Linked DNA regions of Homo sapiens: regions 2, 3, 4 and 5 are each linked to region 1. The links are chromatin contacts, found by Hi-C or POLR2A ChIA-PET in ENCODE. All regions are on one chromosome and are shown on one strand. The core of a region is the stretch at or near the end of the contact, and the rest is flanking DNA. Distances in the headings are between cores, read along the strand shown.

Region 1 (2,717 bases), core at 122-2,621:
ATAAGATGACTAGGTCATTTCGAGACCAAGGGTCTAAACAAAGGCCTAGGCATAAAAAAGAATTGAATAGGCTAGGCAAGGTGGTTCACGCCTGTAATCCCAGCACTATGGGAGGCTGAGGTGGGCAGATCATGTGGTCAAGAGATTGAGCTCATCCTGGGCAACATGGTGAAACCCAATCTCTACTAAAACTACAAAAATTAACTGGGTGTGGTGGTGTGCCCCTGTAGTCCCAGCTACTCAGGAGGCTGAGGCAGGAGAATTGCTTGAACCCGGGAGGTGGAGCTTGCAGTGAGCCGAGATTGTGCTACTGCACTCCAGCCTGGCGACAGAGCGAGACTCCATCAAAAAAAAAAAAAAAAAAAAAAAGAATTGAATAATTTTTCAAGACATACATTGGGATGTTGCATAAACAAGGCTGAAAAAAGTAACTTTTTTTTAAAGTAAAGAATAATGACTAGCTTGTTTTTCTCAGAAATGTATTAAGCATTGAATTATGTTATAAAGACATGACTTTCTATTTCCACATATTCTGTTTCAAGAAGCATTTTAACAGCAGCAGTTATGTCCTGGTTTATTGAGAATATCTGCCCCTGGAAATCTAAAAAATCAATATGTGTGCATTATTTTACCTACAGTCATAGCGTCATTGGACGTTAGGCAGGAAGGCAGCAGAGACACTTCCTGATGATCAACCCACTTGTTTTTACTAATACAAATCCTGAGGATCAGAGAGTGGAGAGGTTTGTCTGAAGTGATTCAGCTGCAGCCTGTGCTGGATCATCTTTATTGGCCTGGCTCCCTTTGCCAGCCAGCTCTGTAAACTACATGGATCAGGTTCTCTAGCCTTCTGGGTGGGAGGCAAAGGCAAGAGATTGGAGGATGAGTAGAGGGCAAGGCTGGGGTATTTACTCCATCAACAGCTTCCCTTCTGGGATGTGATTCAGTAGCGGTTGCATTTTTCGACCCAAAGCCGCAGCTCCATCCTGTGGTTCCTTTCACCCCAGGAGTGACCAGGCTTCCGTTGTTGCTAACTCCAGCCTGCTGAACCTGGCTCATGCCTTGCTACATAGTCCCTTTTTACTTACTAGTTTCCATTGAATATGTCATCTGTTTCTTATCTGGGCCCTAACCATACACATTCGAATCCAAGTCTTCTGACTACTGTCCAATGCTGTTTCTATTCCGTTCCCAAATTCAAAGGCTGCTTTAGAAATACAAAGGACTCTGAAAAGTTCTGAAGATCAAATGTACAGCAGGGTGACTATAGTTAATAACGCTGTATTATAGACTTGAAATTTGCTAAGTGAACCGATCTTAAGTGTTCTCCACAAACACACACAAGGATGACTATGTGAAGTGACGGATGTGTTAATTAGCTTGATTGTGGTGACTGTTTCACAACGTACATCAAAACGTCACATGCACAGCTTAAATTTATACAGTTTTTTGGTCAATTATACCTCAATAAAGCTGTAAAATATAAAGATCTATATTTGACAAAAAAGAAGGAAATATACATGACTCTAAGTGCTCTGATTATGTGGAAATATTTTAAAATACTTTGATGAAGTACTAGAAACAGAATCTAAAACTATGGGTAATGAGGCCACAGAGAGGGGAAAGACTGACTCTAGGGAGGTTCTGCAGGAAATCTTGCAAAGGTGAAATTTGACTGAGGCAAAATGTGGAACTGTCTAGAGGGGCAGGAGGGCACTGTGGTTCCTGTGTGGTCAGAGGAACTGAGGTTGCTGCTTTCAATCCTGCAAGAGCTGAAGTCAACCCACCCTGGGTGTGATTTTATGAGATATGTGTTTTTTATCCAGCACAGCCCCTAGGTATAAGCCAAATACTTTGTGCTCAACTAAAGAAGCAGTGCATTTTCCCAACACTGGATAGGAAAGCTGGTTGCATTTGTCTCAGAGAGGGGGCCCCTGCTGGTCTCCAGCATGGTGTCTAGTTGAGATATTGCCAAGAATCAACCTGACCAGGCAGAGTTTTCACCTTAAATCCTGACTTCACTGGAATATCATCTCTACATACTGGTGTTTCATCTTAATTCATTCCCACTTGCTTCCTTTTCCTCATGAAAATGGAATATCAGGCCGGGTGCGGTGTCTCACGCCTGTAATCCCAGCATTTTGGGAGGCCAAGGCAGGTGGATCACCTGAGGTCAGGAGTTTGAGACCAACCTGGCCAACACGGCAAAACCCCATCTCTACTAAAAATACAAAAATTTGCCGGGCACAGTGGTGGACACCTGTAATCCCAGCTACTCAGGAGGCTGAGGCAGGAGAAGCACTTGAACCCAGGAGATGGAGGTTGCAGTGAGCCAAGATCGTGTCACTGCACTGCAGCGCCTGGGTGACAGAGCTAGACTCTGTCTCAAAAAAAAAAAAAAAAAAAAAAAAGGAATAGCAGTAAAGTCATGAGGTAGAATGTAAAGCGAAGTTTCTTGAATAGAGCTGTGCCTCAGAACTGAAAATAACTTTGTTCTAGTCTCATCTCTGTCACTGACTTCATGGGACCTCATGCAAGTGTCTGGGACTCAGGTTCCTCTGAGTAAAATGAAAACTCAGATTAGAATGGCATTTGAGGTCATTTCTGCCTTTCAATTGCTATGATCCCCTAAATAATCAGACTAAATGACAACCTCTTCTCTCTTGAGCTCTCTGCCTATTTGGAGAAACAATTCATGTACTCAGGGTCCCTTCCTC
Region 2 (2,717 bases), core at 134-2,633, 910 kb after region 1:
CTATGTTTAACTGATAGTGTTTATATTCCTTACTTACTAAAAATTTTGTAAAATGAAATAATTCTTCATTTGACTACTTTCAACTGCCATACCAAATATGGGTATCAAGTCCACTTTATTATAAAAGCTAAGTACTGTAATTCTAAAGACAAAAATAAATAACTAGAGGCTTGTGTGGTGAATGATTTAATCAACCCAATTCTTCTGGAAAAACAGGTTCTTGTGTTCATTATGCTTATGAATAATACATTCCTTAACCCTCCTATTTTAACATAGTTATTTTTCTTTTTTTTTTATAAACTTCAGTATGAAACAGTCTGAAAGAAGGTAAAATATCTCACTGAGTAAAGTCATAATTTGCATTGGTTTCATATTGAACTTTCTTTCTTTGAAAAGGACAAAGAGGAGGGAAGAGAATGAATGCACTTTACCACATTTCAGAAGTGTTTTTTAAGATTATTAGTTTTTCCACTATCCAGATCTGTAGTTTTAGTCATCAACCATTAAGAGTCTTAAATGAAAACTCTAGAGAGTTTTAAAAAGCAGAAAGATGACATCCTCAAATATTGTCTAAATGTGCTCCCTCAAGGGGGAAGGGGATAAAAAAAAAATGAAAGAGTTGTGATTTGAATCAGAGCATTTATTGGAAGCTGCCATGTGGGGCAGAGTTTCTCTTTGTGGAGTATTAATTTGTTGGCAGACACACATTTGTGAGAACATTCTTGTTTTTTTTTTTTACTATTCAGAGAGAGACAGGAAGTGACACAAACTGGAATTAAAGCGAACTTATTCTACCTAAACACTAAGCAAGAAAAGTGCTTTAATGAGCTTTTATATTTTAAAATCCCTTCTCTAAGAACCAATCTAATTATTTTGTTATTATTCATGTTTCAACATTATGAAATAACTCAGTTAAAAAACGATAACATGTTGGAGTTTTACTTTATCCATAGAAAGGTGAGATCTTTCCGTTCTTTGCTTACTTCCACCAGAAAAAAAGGGGGGGGGCCTCAAATAATCTCACAGTTCATCTTCTTTCTTTGGTAAGAACAATGAGGAGTTGGAAGGGTTCTACAGAAGGAAAAACCTAATAAGTGTGTGAATTTCCATTAACAATGTGGTATTGGAGGTGGTTTCAGTGTGACCAACAGAAAAGGAGATAAGAAAACCACTGCGGAGAAAGAAAAGTACAGACAACAAATATTTTGATGTTATAGAAGAGGCTGAAGAGAAAGTTGTGGGGACAGGAATGTGTACAGAAAATGACACCCCCTATCTCCTCAATATAAATCCTGACAATGTAGACTTACAAACCTTAGATTAGGCAGATAATGGAAACTCATTACATTAAGGAAAGTTTTTGTTTCTCTTTCCACATTATTACAACACAGTGTGCATTCCAATTACAAAAGCTATTTGTCTCAAATTCCCCACAGTTCATAGCAACTGAGTAGAATTTCAAGGCCCTAAATTCTATCCTTAAAGGGGTATTTTACATTAAAAATTTTTTAAGTACATGGTGTTTCTTGTGCCCCAGGAGAGAGCCTCCCAATCAACTCTCCTGTTGATCATTTTCCCTTCTTCAGCACTAATCATAAAGCTGTCTCCAAAATGAGACCAAAACAAACAAACAAAATCAGACTCAACCTAAAAGCCTTTTTTGTTTTGTTTTGTTTTGTTTTTGAGACAGAGCCTCGCTGTTGTCGCCCAGGCTGGAGTGCAAAGGTGTGATGATTTCGGCTCACTGCAACCTCTGCCTCCCAGGTTCCAGCAATTCTCTTGCCTCAGCCTCCCAAGTAGCTGAGATTACAGGCCCCTGCCACCACACGTGACTAATTTTTCTATTTTTAGTAGAGATGGGGTTTCACCATGTTGGCCAGGCTGGTCTTGAACTCCTGACCTCAGGTGATCCACCTGCCTCGGCCTCCCAAAGTGCTGGGATTACAGGCGTGAGCCACCGCACCCGGCCAGGAACCTTTTTATCAATACACATTCATTGGCCTTTCCTTACTCCTACTGAATGAAGAATCTAGAAAAGCTGGTCTCAGTAATCAGTATTGTTTTTTAAATTTCTTTCTTGAGTCTAATAAGCAACTAAATTTAAAAACCACTCATCTAGATTTTCCAGGCCAAACCACCTGCAAGTACTGTGAATATTCACTATAAACCAATTTCTTCTGGAATCAACTGCAAAAAGGTAGAATATGGACCTTCTTTTTTTTTAGAATCCAAGAGGATCAACCTTTTATTTCTTTGGGTGGAATTAAGAAATTAGACTTATTTTCCTGTTCATTAATAAATTATCCATTTTAAACACAATTTTAAACATAAACCTTGCTATAAATACTCTTGTTTATATGTGTGACATCAAGCTTAACCATCTACACATCCTTTTGTCCCCTGTGGGTTTCCTGTTTAATTTTTTATTAGTAACAGTATATTCCATAACACACACACACAAAATTAAACAAACAAAAGAAAGGTTTTAATGTTAAGGAAAACATAAGACAATGGTAATACAACTTAGATCATACATTAGGAAAGTAACACAACAGATGTATTATTCAGCATTACCGCAAGTCATAAGACTAGTTATTGTGTGTTCACAAAACTGGGGGGTGTAACAGTATATATAGGAAGATTATCAAAAAACTCTTTGGCTTTAGAAGGAAAACCACTAGTCTAATAATTGTCTCTAAATGTGCAGGTGACAATCA
Region 3 (2,717 bases), core at 75-2,574, 870 kb before region 1:
GGGTGCATGGGAGCGCCCAGTCTTGCCTCTTCCTCCTTGGAGCAGCTGCAGCTGTGTCTGTAGATCCCTGGTATCTGGGCTCTCAAAGTGGCTCCCAGCTGAGACTGCTCCAGGCTCAGATGCCCGTGGGATTCTGTGTGGGTTCCCTTTCTGGAGCAAGATTCCTGTGCAATCTTTAGGCAGCTCCGTATGTCAGGCATGAGGCCCCAGTGGGTCAGGGGTTCCTCCCATAGCCAAGATCGTAAAAACCCATTTTGGAGCTCTGGGGATTTCTCTCTCACTGTTTCCCCAAGGCCAGAAACCTCTCAGCTCTCAGTCAGCTCTCAGCTGAGCAAGCTGCCTCGAACCCTCTCCTCAATTACTTCTGGCACTTATCATCTCTTCTCCGATGAATTCAAGTGTTCCCTTATAGACAGTTATTCTGAAGGCTGAGAAGTCTAAAACTAAGGTGCTGGCAGATCTGGTGTCTGATGACAGCCTGCATCCTGGTTTGCAGACGGCTATCTTCTTGTATCCTAACATGATTAAGAACAGAGAGAATGGCCTTCTCTTATTATCTTTGAAATTCAGCTAAGACCCTGAAGCCAAAGAGACCCACTAGGTACATTTCTGCAGAATTTTATTTTAAAATGCCCAAGCTCATCCTTAAAATACCAAACTTCAAAACGAAACACAGAAAATAACAAGTGTTGGTGAGGATGTGGAGAAAATGCCAAAAGACAGGCAATAATAAATAAATAAAAATAAATAAATAAAACTTCATTAATTACCTTCAGCCAATTTAAGAGAAGGCTATACATTCATTATGGGGTGCTTTGTTTTTTGTTTTTTGTTGTTTTTGAGACACAGTCTCGCTCTGTTGCCCAGGCTAGAGTGCAGTGGCACGATCTTGGCTCACTGCAACCTCCGCCTCCTGGGTTCAAGTGATTCTCCTGCCTCAGCCTCCCGAGTAGCTGGGATTACAGGTGCCTACCTCCACACCTGGCTAATTTTTTATTTTTAGTAGACACAGGGTTTCACCATGTTGGCCAGGCTGGTCTCAAACTCCTGATCTCCGGTGATCCACCCACCTTGGCCTCCCAAAGTGCTGGGATTCCAGGCGTGCGTCTCTCTGCCCGGCCTATGAGGTGCTTTGAAAGGCATTTTTAGAACTAGAAAAGCTTTGGCTTTTTCCCTCCCTCCCTACTGCTAAGCCAAGTGAAGGAGTCCAAGCAAATCAGTCACAGGGACCAGAAATGCCTACGAGAAAGATTTGTATCTCACTTCCTGGCTGGATGTTTACAGAGCCCTGACATCACAGGCCCTGGTGCTGCTTCCAGACCATAGAGAACAACAAGTGTTCTTAGGAGAGCCAAAGAGCATCCACAGGCATTTGCTGGCATCTTTGCCTGGTTTCCATCCATCTCAAGAACGCTGAAGGCAAGAGACTGGCTGGAGCAGCATGCAATTACAGGGTGGGAGAGAGGGCTGATTAGATGGTTAAGCTTTAGGGAGGAAAAGGATGGACAGTGTTTTCCCATTGACCAAGGGAACCTGAAGAGAGTAGCAAGACATGCATCATCTGGAACAGACCCTGACCAAAAGAACTACTGCCTGAAGCCAGGGGTCCCCAGCAGGAAGAAGCTGTGTAGAGTGAAGCCCAGAACATGTGGGGCAAAAGCTGAGAGAAGATTTTCAGAAGCAACTGGAGAATGACCAGAATAGGAGGAACCCCCTGCATCCCCACAGGGTGCCCTGGAGAAGCTCTATGTGAATTCTCAGATTAACAGAGGGAATGAGTCCCAGCCAGTATTATCCATGAGAGAATCACATACAATACCAGCTAAGTACAGTGACACTTTGCTCCTCTTTCTCTGATCTGCATGCTGGATTCTATACTAGAGGAATTAGAAAGCAGGAAAGAGATGAGAAATAGTCAGAAAAACACTGAAAGAACAGTCATGCTCTCCTTCCTCAGAGTCAGAAGTAAGAAGAGTTAAGGAGAGAAGATTCAAGCTATATATGAGATTGGACTAAGTTTTTTTTTGGCTGGGGAGGGCGTTGTTTTGTTTTGTTTTTTTAATACAGGGTCTCACTCTGTCACCCAGGCTGGAGGACAGTGGTGCACTCATAGCTCATTGTAACCTCAATCTCCTGAGCTCAAGTGATCCTCCCACCTCAGCCTCCTAAGTAGCTGGGACTATAGGCATGCACCATCACACCCAGCTAATTTTTTTTTTTAATACAGACAGGGTCTTGCTAGGTTGCTCAGGCTGGTCTCAAACTCCTGGCCTCAAGTGATCCTCCCACTCAGCCTCCCAAAGTAGTGGAGTTACAGGCGTGACCCACCATGCCCAGCCCAGACTAACATTTTTAATACCTGAAAACAGGGGCTAGGCACAGTGGCTCATGCCTGCAATCTCAGCACTTTGGGAGGCCCAGGCAGGAGCCCAGGAATTCAAGACCAGCCTGGGCAACATAGTGGGACCTCATGTGTACCAAATACACACACACACACACACACACACACACACACACACACACACACACACAATTAGCCAGGTATGGTGCATATTCCTGTAGTCCCAGTTGCTCCGGAGACTGAGATTGAGGATCACTTGAGCCCAGGAGGTTAAGGCTGCAGTGAGGCAACAGAGTGAAACCATGTATTAAAAATAAGAAACCATGTATTAAAAATAAGAAACAAACAAACAAGGACTCTTGTTACAGCTGAATGT
Region 4 (2,717 bases), core at 105-2,604, 800 kb after region 1:
TTTAAATGAACACACTTCCCACCACAGTTTCCTTTTTTGTGTTCCTTTTAGAATATAAACCACCTGTAATACACTTCTGCCCTTCAGAAAATGCATACGGGATATTAAAAATAATTTGCCTTCTATCAATGTAGGCCTTTTATTAGGGTCCTATGCCATGAAGATTTCTGTTATAGATCACTCTATGAAAGGCCTGGGCCTCAGGTTCACTGCTTTAAGATTATTCCAGAAAAAAATGGCAGGATTTGGGCTGAACACAGTCATGAGATCTTCAAAGAACTGGTAGTTTCCTCCCCACGTGACACTTGCTGTCTTTGGGGAGCCATGTAATTCTCTCTCCGTTGGAAAACATGGTCTTGCAAAGCTGGTTTTCATGTTCTCATTGAGGGAGTGCAACGTTTTGATGGCGACCGGCAAATCACTTGACTTATTTTTCCAGTCATGAACACAACAAACCCAGTGGGTCCCACTCTAAGAGCTTTGCTGTGTGGAGCTGCATGAAGTTGGTGCTTAGTTAGAAATGGTCTGTTTGAGGCACTTTTAAAAAGAAACAGTCACATGGGTCTTGGTCACAAAGTCAAACAGCTCACTGTCCTCTAAGATGCTGCTTTCAATTCAACAGATGATTAGATGGTCACAGACTCATAATCTCTACTGCAGTGTTTCATGAGAAAAGACCATGTTAAGACACACATGCTTTTTAATGACTGTCCTCATCCCAGATGTGGCTTGTTCATTCTGTAGGGATTTTACATCTGCCTGTTGGTGTCAACAGACAAGCTCGTCACACTTCATACCTACTGATCTTTTTGCTTAAGTGGTCTTGCCAGACCCACTGGAAGCAGCCAAGGCATGACTGTAATCCAAGACTCTGAAAAGAGCCAAGCCATTAGACCAGTCCCTAGGAGCTGACTGCAGCATGACATTCATCTGTTCACCATTGAACACCAACGGTGGAAGAATGATCCATCTCTTTGTAAAGATTCTGACGGGCAGCACTGTTGCGGGGATGGAGTAAAGGCGTCACTTAGAAAACCCAGGACTGACTTCTATCCTTCTTGTTAAGAAGTCAGTGAACATCAAATATGGCCCATCTGTATAGCAGGCTCTTGTTCTTCTCGGCTTTGTGAACCCAACAGTGAGTTCTGAGCTGCCTTCCATGGAAAGAAACATTGGAGGTCTGCTCTTTCAGATCAATTGTATGAGTTCTGTAAAATTCTCAGAAGCAGACCTTGGTGGTGATTCCAAGTGGCATGGGAAGGAGCTTTATCCTGCCGGGCTCAGGTACAGAATATGCTGGAGTAAACAAATGCTGTCAACCAAGAAGGATGGGCTGGGCACCAACAGAAGGCATGGGCAGTACAAGCTCTGCTGAATGTTATGGTCTTGAAACCTTCTTGCGCCATTCTGCAGGATCTTGCAAACTACATAGTAGGGAATGAACTGTTCCTGCTGACATCCTTCAAGACGATGGAAACCAAAGTCCTAGGTAGATAGTTCTAGGGCTGAGGTGTCCAACTTACAAGAAAATGTCATTCATGGCATCCATGTGGAGTTAATTCGCAGAAAGTTAAATGTGCAAAACAACAATAACTTTAGGGAAAGAGATTTGTTTTCAGCAAGAAACTGGAAAATACACATTTCTACTGGTTGATCTCTTCTTAACCCTTTGGAATCTTAGAAGTATGAAGAAATTCTAAGCAAAAAAGTCCTTAAAATTTCCTAATGAAACAATGATGCTTAAAGATAAGATTTTTTAGAATGTGAAAGTCTAAGATTTACTTCATTACACTGGGAAGGAGGTAGAGTACATGGCAGAGAAACAGTAGACTGTCAACACAGAACTTAACTCATGTTTTTTTTTTTCTACATCAGACTCTTCCAAATTCACCACTAATCAAAATGGTCCCATTTTCAGAAGTTTAGTTATTTGATCTGGAAACTGGTGTCAGTTGAAATCTGTTCGTCAACTAAAATCCTAAAGGGACGATTGCTGTCTTTAGCACAAAAATAACACCTAAATGCAGTAAACAGAACCATGGAAATCTGACCCAAGCCCACAAAAGTCAGAAAGGTAAGTCTAAAAATATAAAGTGATACTTTACCCTTTGTCGTGCAAAATACTTCAGGCATGCATGCACTTTCAAGATTCCAAAGAATGCTTAGGTAAAAAATTGACCTGGGTCTTGAACAACAGCGTAGAATTTACTTTCATTCTATGTTAACAGAGATCTTTAAAAGTATATAAATGCTTGTGGGCATATGTATACATCTAAATATTTTGCTATGTATCTTTAATTTTAGTCTAATGTAAATTAGAAGTGACTTTGAAAAATACATAACTAAAAAGATTAATTCTAGCTATTTCTAATTTCATCCTCTGTTAATCTCCAAAACACATTTAGATGAACACATTCAGAAAGAGGACGGTTCAGCTGGTCTATTTTTGACACAAGCAGAGTAAACTATGTCATTGTGTCACCCACTATGAAATCTCAGCCTCAATGACGTGGGTGCTTAATCATCTGTCCTTTACTCATAACAGGCCAAACTGGGAGGTAGGAAGTCTTTCTGTTGACTAATCAAAATGCCTACCTCCCCCAGCCCACGGCAACCAGGGGAAGGGAGGTGGCAGGAACAGGCACAGCATAGAGCTTCAAAAGCTCTGAATACCAAAGTCAGATGCTGAATTGAAAACTGCCTCCAAGACACAGGCA
Region 5 (2,717 bases), core at 1-2,500, 780 kb before region 1:
TTGGTTAAACAAATCGAATGGAAACGATTTGTTCAAGATGGGAGCATCAAATAGACGCAAGCTCTTCGAAACAGCCCTGATTCCCTGGCAAACGCTGTTGCTTAGCGAAACGTCAAAACCCCTGCGTGCAAACAAACGTCTGAGGGGCGCACCCGCCTTGAGCAAGCTTCTCCCGGCAGCTCGGGCTTTGGAGAACGTCTGGAGGACATTGGTAGCTCCTCCCTCTCCGGTTAAGGACTTGGTAGGGGGAAGAGGGCAGAGGATCCAGGATCTCCGGGTCGGGTCATCTGGGTTGACGCGTCCTGACACCCAGGACGGTGCAGGGGAGCTCCGGGGCGAGTCGCTTCGCGCCAGGAAAGGCCTGCGTCTCAGCGCTGGAACAGAGGGGAGAAGCAGAGGGGAGCCCCGCCCTCGGTCCAGTTCTGGAGCAGTGCGCCCCTCCCCCGCCCCGGAAACGTCCCCGCCGCCCCTCCCTCCACCACCACCTCCCGGGGACCTAGGTTGTAAAATCCCACGCAGTGGGGCGGGCACGGTGACGGGGGTGGGGCGGGTGGCGTAAGGCGCCACCGCCCACTGGCACGGCACCAGCGCCCTCCAGCACCCAACCGCCGCCTCCCTCTCCCCGGCGCGGCTCCAGCCTCCCCCCGCCAGCCCAGCCCCCCCAGCGTGGCTCCAGCCTCACTGCACCCACCCACCCTGCACCGCAACCTCCCAGCACCCTAGCTGCCCGGCCGGCCCAGCTCGGCTCTGGAGGGCGTCCCTCGCATCTGGACTCCCTCTGCCCGAGGGAGGAGCCGCAGCCGCGGTCGCCCCGCCCCTGGCGTTCTTTGACTCCCCCGGCCTCTTGGACATCTGGGTGCGGGGGTTAGTGCATCAGATGTGGCTCCTGGGCCGCCAGATGTGCGCGTTCCCCGCCCGGGGCAGGCGGCCGGCGAGTCTGGGAGGACGCGTGGGAGGGGCTGGGAGTTTTCCCTCCTAGCAGACTTAAAAGCCAGCAGAACCTCCAGCCCCCTGGGCTCCCGGCCTGGGCCTCCTGGGTCTCCGGGACGCACTGCCCAACGGAAAAGTTTTCAGCCCAGTCTGTGCCTCGCCGCCAAGCAGCCCTTGGGGCTTCTCAAAGTGGTAGAGAAAATAGGACAGCTCTACAGGATGCCCCAAAGAAAACCCTCATTTGTCGACCAGGCGACCTTAGTGCTGGCGTGGGACTACAGCTGCGCAGCCAGCAAACCCCAGTTGGGGGAGGGGGAGAAGTGGCAGTAGAGTTCGCATCTGGGGCTTGCTCTAAAGCGCTCTTTGACTGCTTTTGGATTCCATATTTGAAGTTGAGAGTCGTATTCCACCTGGTACAGGCAGTTCAGGGCAGGAGAAAAGCCAAGTGAACTCTGTGACTCAATCCCCTTGGAATGTGCCTGGAATAATAATAGGGACTTGAAAGGGTTTTATGGCCGAGGTGGCTAGTGGAGAGCAGTCTCCTACGCCTTGCAGTTGGCGGTCGGCCGAGGGGGGCAGTATTGCCTTATGCAGAGCTTCTGCGCCTGCAAACGGGACAAAAATAGTCGGAGCATCTGGTTTAAATCAACCAAAAAGCATTTCTATCAGCTTAATCCACCGGCCTACAGAACTGACAGAACAGGACAAGCCAAATATATTCCCGGTACTCTTTTAACACTCCAATAATAGCTAAGCCCAATCACACTTTACCGCTGGGATTTCTGTGTCCTACCATACAACTGTCGTTATTTTATAGATGTTGCAAATTAAACTTCCTTTTCTGGAGTTGTGTGTGGGCATGTGCTTAAGCAGTTACATTTGCAAGCAACGCTCGACTACGCTGCCCTTTTCGTTTTCCTTTTTCTTTCTCTCTTTTGGTATGAGGTCTTAGAATAGTCAAAAGTATCTAAGGCCAACATATGGGTTGCTTACACCACTAAATATATAGCTGCATTTCCCTCTCTTAACGCCCTAATCAGGATTCCAAAGGCAAGTTGGAACAAAAGAAAAAACGTGTCTGAGTGTAAAGGGAGAATTTGTGCCAAGAATTACAGTCGCAGGGTAAATAACCTTGTTTTCTCCTTCATCAGTGGCCGCTACCAAGTCCCGTTCTTGGAAAGTGGCCAACAGTCTGTCTGGTGGAGGGTGCTGCTAATTAGAGAGAGCCCATAAACCTCTCTGTCAAAGAGGGCATGTGACCTTCTCTTCAAGTCTGAACAATAAAGCCGGCGAACTGCAGACTGCACTCAACACTGGCTGCCCCGCGGATTCCCTAAATAGGAACAGGATGAAGGCCAGGCTCAAGAGGTTACCATAGCTCTGCTCCCACACTTTGAGGAATCGGTCACTCCACTTCCCCATATAACTTGTTTCAATTACTCTCTACAATCTATTTAGAGGAGAGCAGCTTGCAGAGAGCACTCATTGTCTAATCTAAATGAGGAAGCAATTATTACTTGCTGCAGTCTAATGTGCTTTGAGACTGGTGGGTCAAAGAGCAACCTGATTTCTTGTAACGTGTCTTTGCACTTTGGAAGATACACCTTTTTAATGACATTTATTTACTCCTGCTTTTAGGACACATTTTTCTTTCTATTAAGATTACAAAATTAAGGTGTTTTTCCCCTTCTCAGTCTTCAATGTCCTTTTTAATTTTAGAATTTAAGCTATTGTAAACACCCCAAGTACTTTTGCATATTGTTTAATGTTAAATATTATTTTTTTTA

Evidence for each region. A loop is a pair of places that touch in the nucleus more often than their neighbours do. ChIA-PET counts read pairs that join two places held with the same protein, here RNA polymerase II (POLR2A). Pooled maps may share reads with other maps.
Region 2: a loop to region 1 is called in a pooled map, with 17 times the contacts of the local background. The contact joins two enhancer-like sites. A Hi-C loop is called at or near these places in 1 of 37 single-sample maps with no recorded cell type and 7 of 50 pooled maps. POLR2A ChIA-PET finds 5 or more read pairs at or near these places in 1 of 52 experiments (BJ).
Region 3: a loop to region 1 is called in a pooled map, with 2.9 times the contacts of the local background. The contact joins two enhancer-like sites. A Hi-C loop is called at or near these places in 2 of 37 single-sample maps with no recorded cell type and 3 of 50 pooled maps.
Region 4: a loop to region 1 is called in a pooled map, with 10 times the contacts of the local background. The contact joins two enhancer-like sites. A Hi-C loop is called at or near these places in 1 of 37 single-sample maps with no recorded cell type and 9 of 50 pooled maps. POLR2A ChIA-PET finds 5 or more read pairs at or near these places in 1 of 52 experiments (OCI-LY7).
Region 5: a pooled map shows a loop between it and region 1 (5-fold over the local background). The contact joins two enhancer-like sites. A Hi-C loop is called at or near these places in 3 of 37 single-sample maps with no recorded cell type and 7 of 50 pooled maps.

The regions. Positions count from the first base shown.
Region 1 is chr10:62,852,170-62,854,886 of GRCh38, reverse strand. No RefSeq gene overlaps it. Among named protein-coding and RNA genes, the nearest start is that of EGR2, 37 kb to the right of the region's middle. Within about 2 kb of position 1,371, at least 4 of the 41 ENCODE cell types and tissues checked have a DNase peak (open chromatin) inside an H3K27ac peak, as active enhancers do.
Region 2 is chr10:61,941,762-61,944,478 of GRCh38, reverse strand. All of the region lies in intron 3 of ARID5B (AT-rich interaction domain 5B), which reads right to left. Among named protein-coding and RNA genes, the nearest start is that of ARID5B, 41 kb to the right of the region's middle. Within about 2 kb of position 1,383, at least 13 of the 41 ENCODE cell types and tissues checked have a DNase peak (open chromatin) inside an H3K27ac peak, as active enhancers do.
Region 3 is chr10:63,721,283-63,723,999 of GRCh38, reverse strand. No RefSeq gene overlaps it. Among named protein-coding and RNA genes, the nearest start is that of REEP3, 200 kb to the right of the region's middle. Within about 2 kb of position 1,324, at least 9 of the 41 ENCODE cell types and tissues checked have a DNase peak (open chromatin) inside an H3K27ac peak, as active enhancers do.
Region 4 is chr10:62,051,073-62,053,789 of GRCh38, reverse strand. The region is part of intron 5 of ARID5B (AT-rich interaction domain 5B); the gene reads right to left. Among named protein-coding and RNA genes, the nearest start is that of ARID5B, 150 kb to the right of the region's middle. RefSeq lists an enhancer at 2,108-2,717. Within about 2 kb of position 1,354, at least 2 of the 41 ENCODE cell types and tissues checked have a DNase peak (open chromatin) inside an H3K27ac peak, as active enhancers do.
Region 5 is chr10:63,628,349-63,631,065 of GRCh38, reverse strand. No RefSeq gene overlaps it. Among named protein-coding and RNA genes, the nearest start is that of REEP3, 110 kb to the right of the region's middle. RefSeq lists a silencer at 411-740 and enhancers at 1,211-1,260, 1,271-1,450, 1,841-2,050. Within about 2 kb of position 1,250, at least 41 of the 41 ENCODE cell types and tissues checked have a DNase peak (open chromatin) inside an H3K27ac peak, as active enhancers do.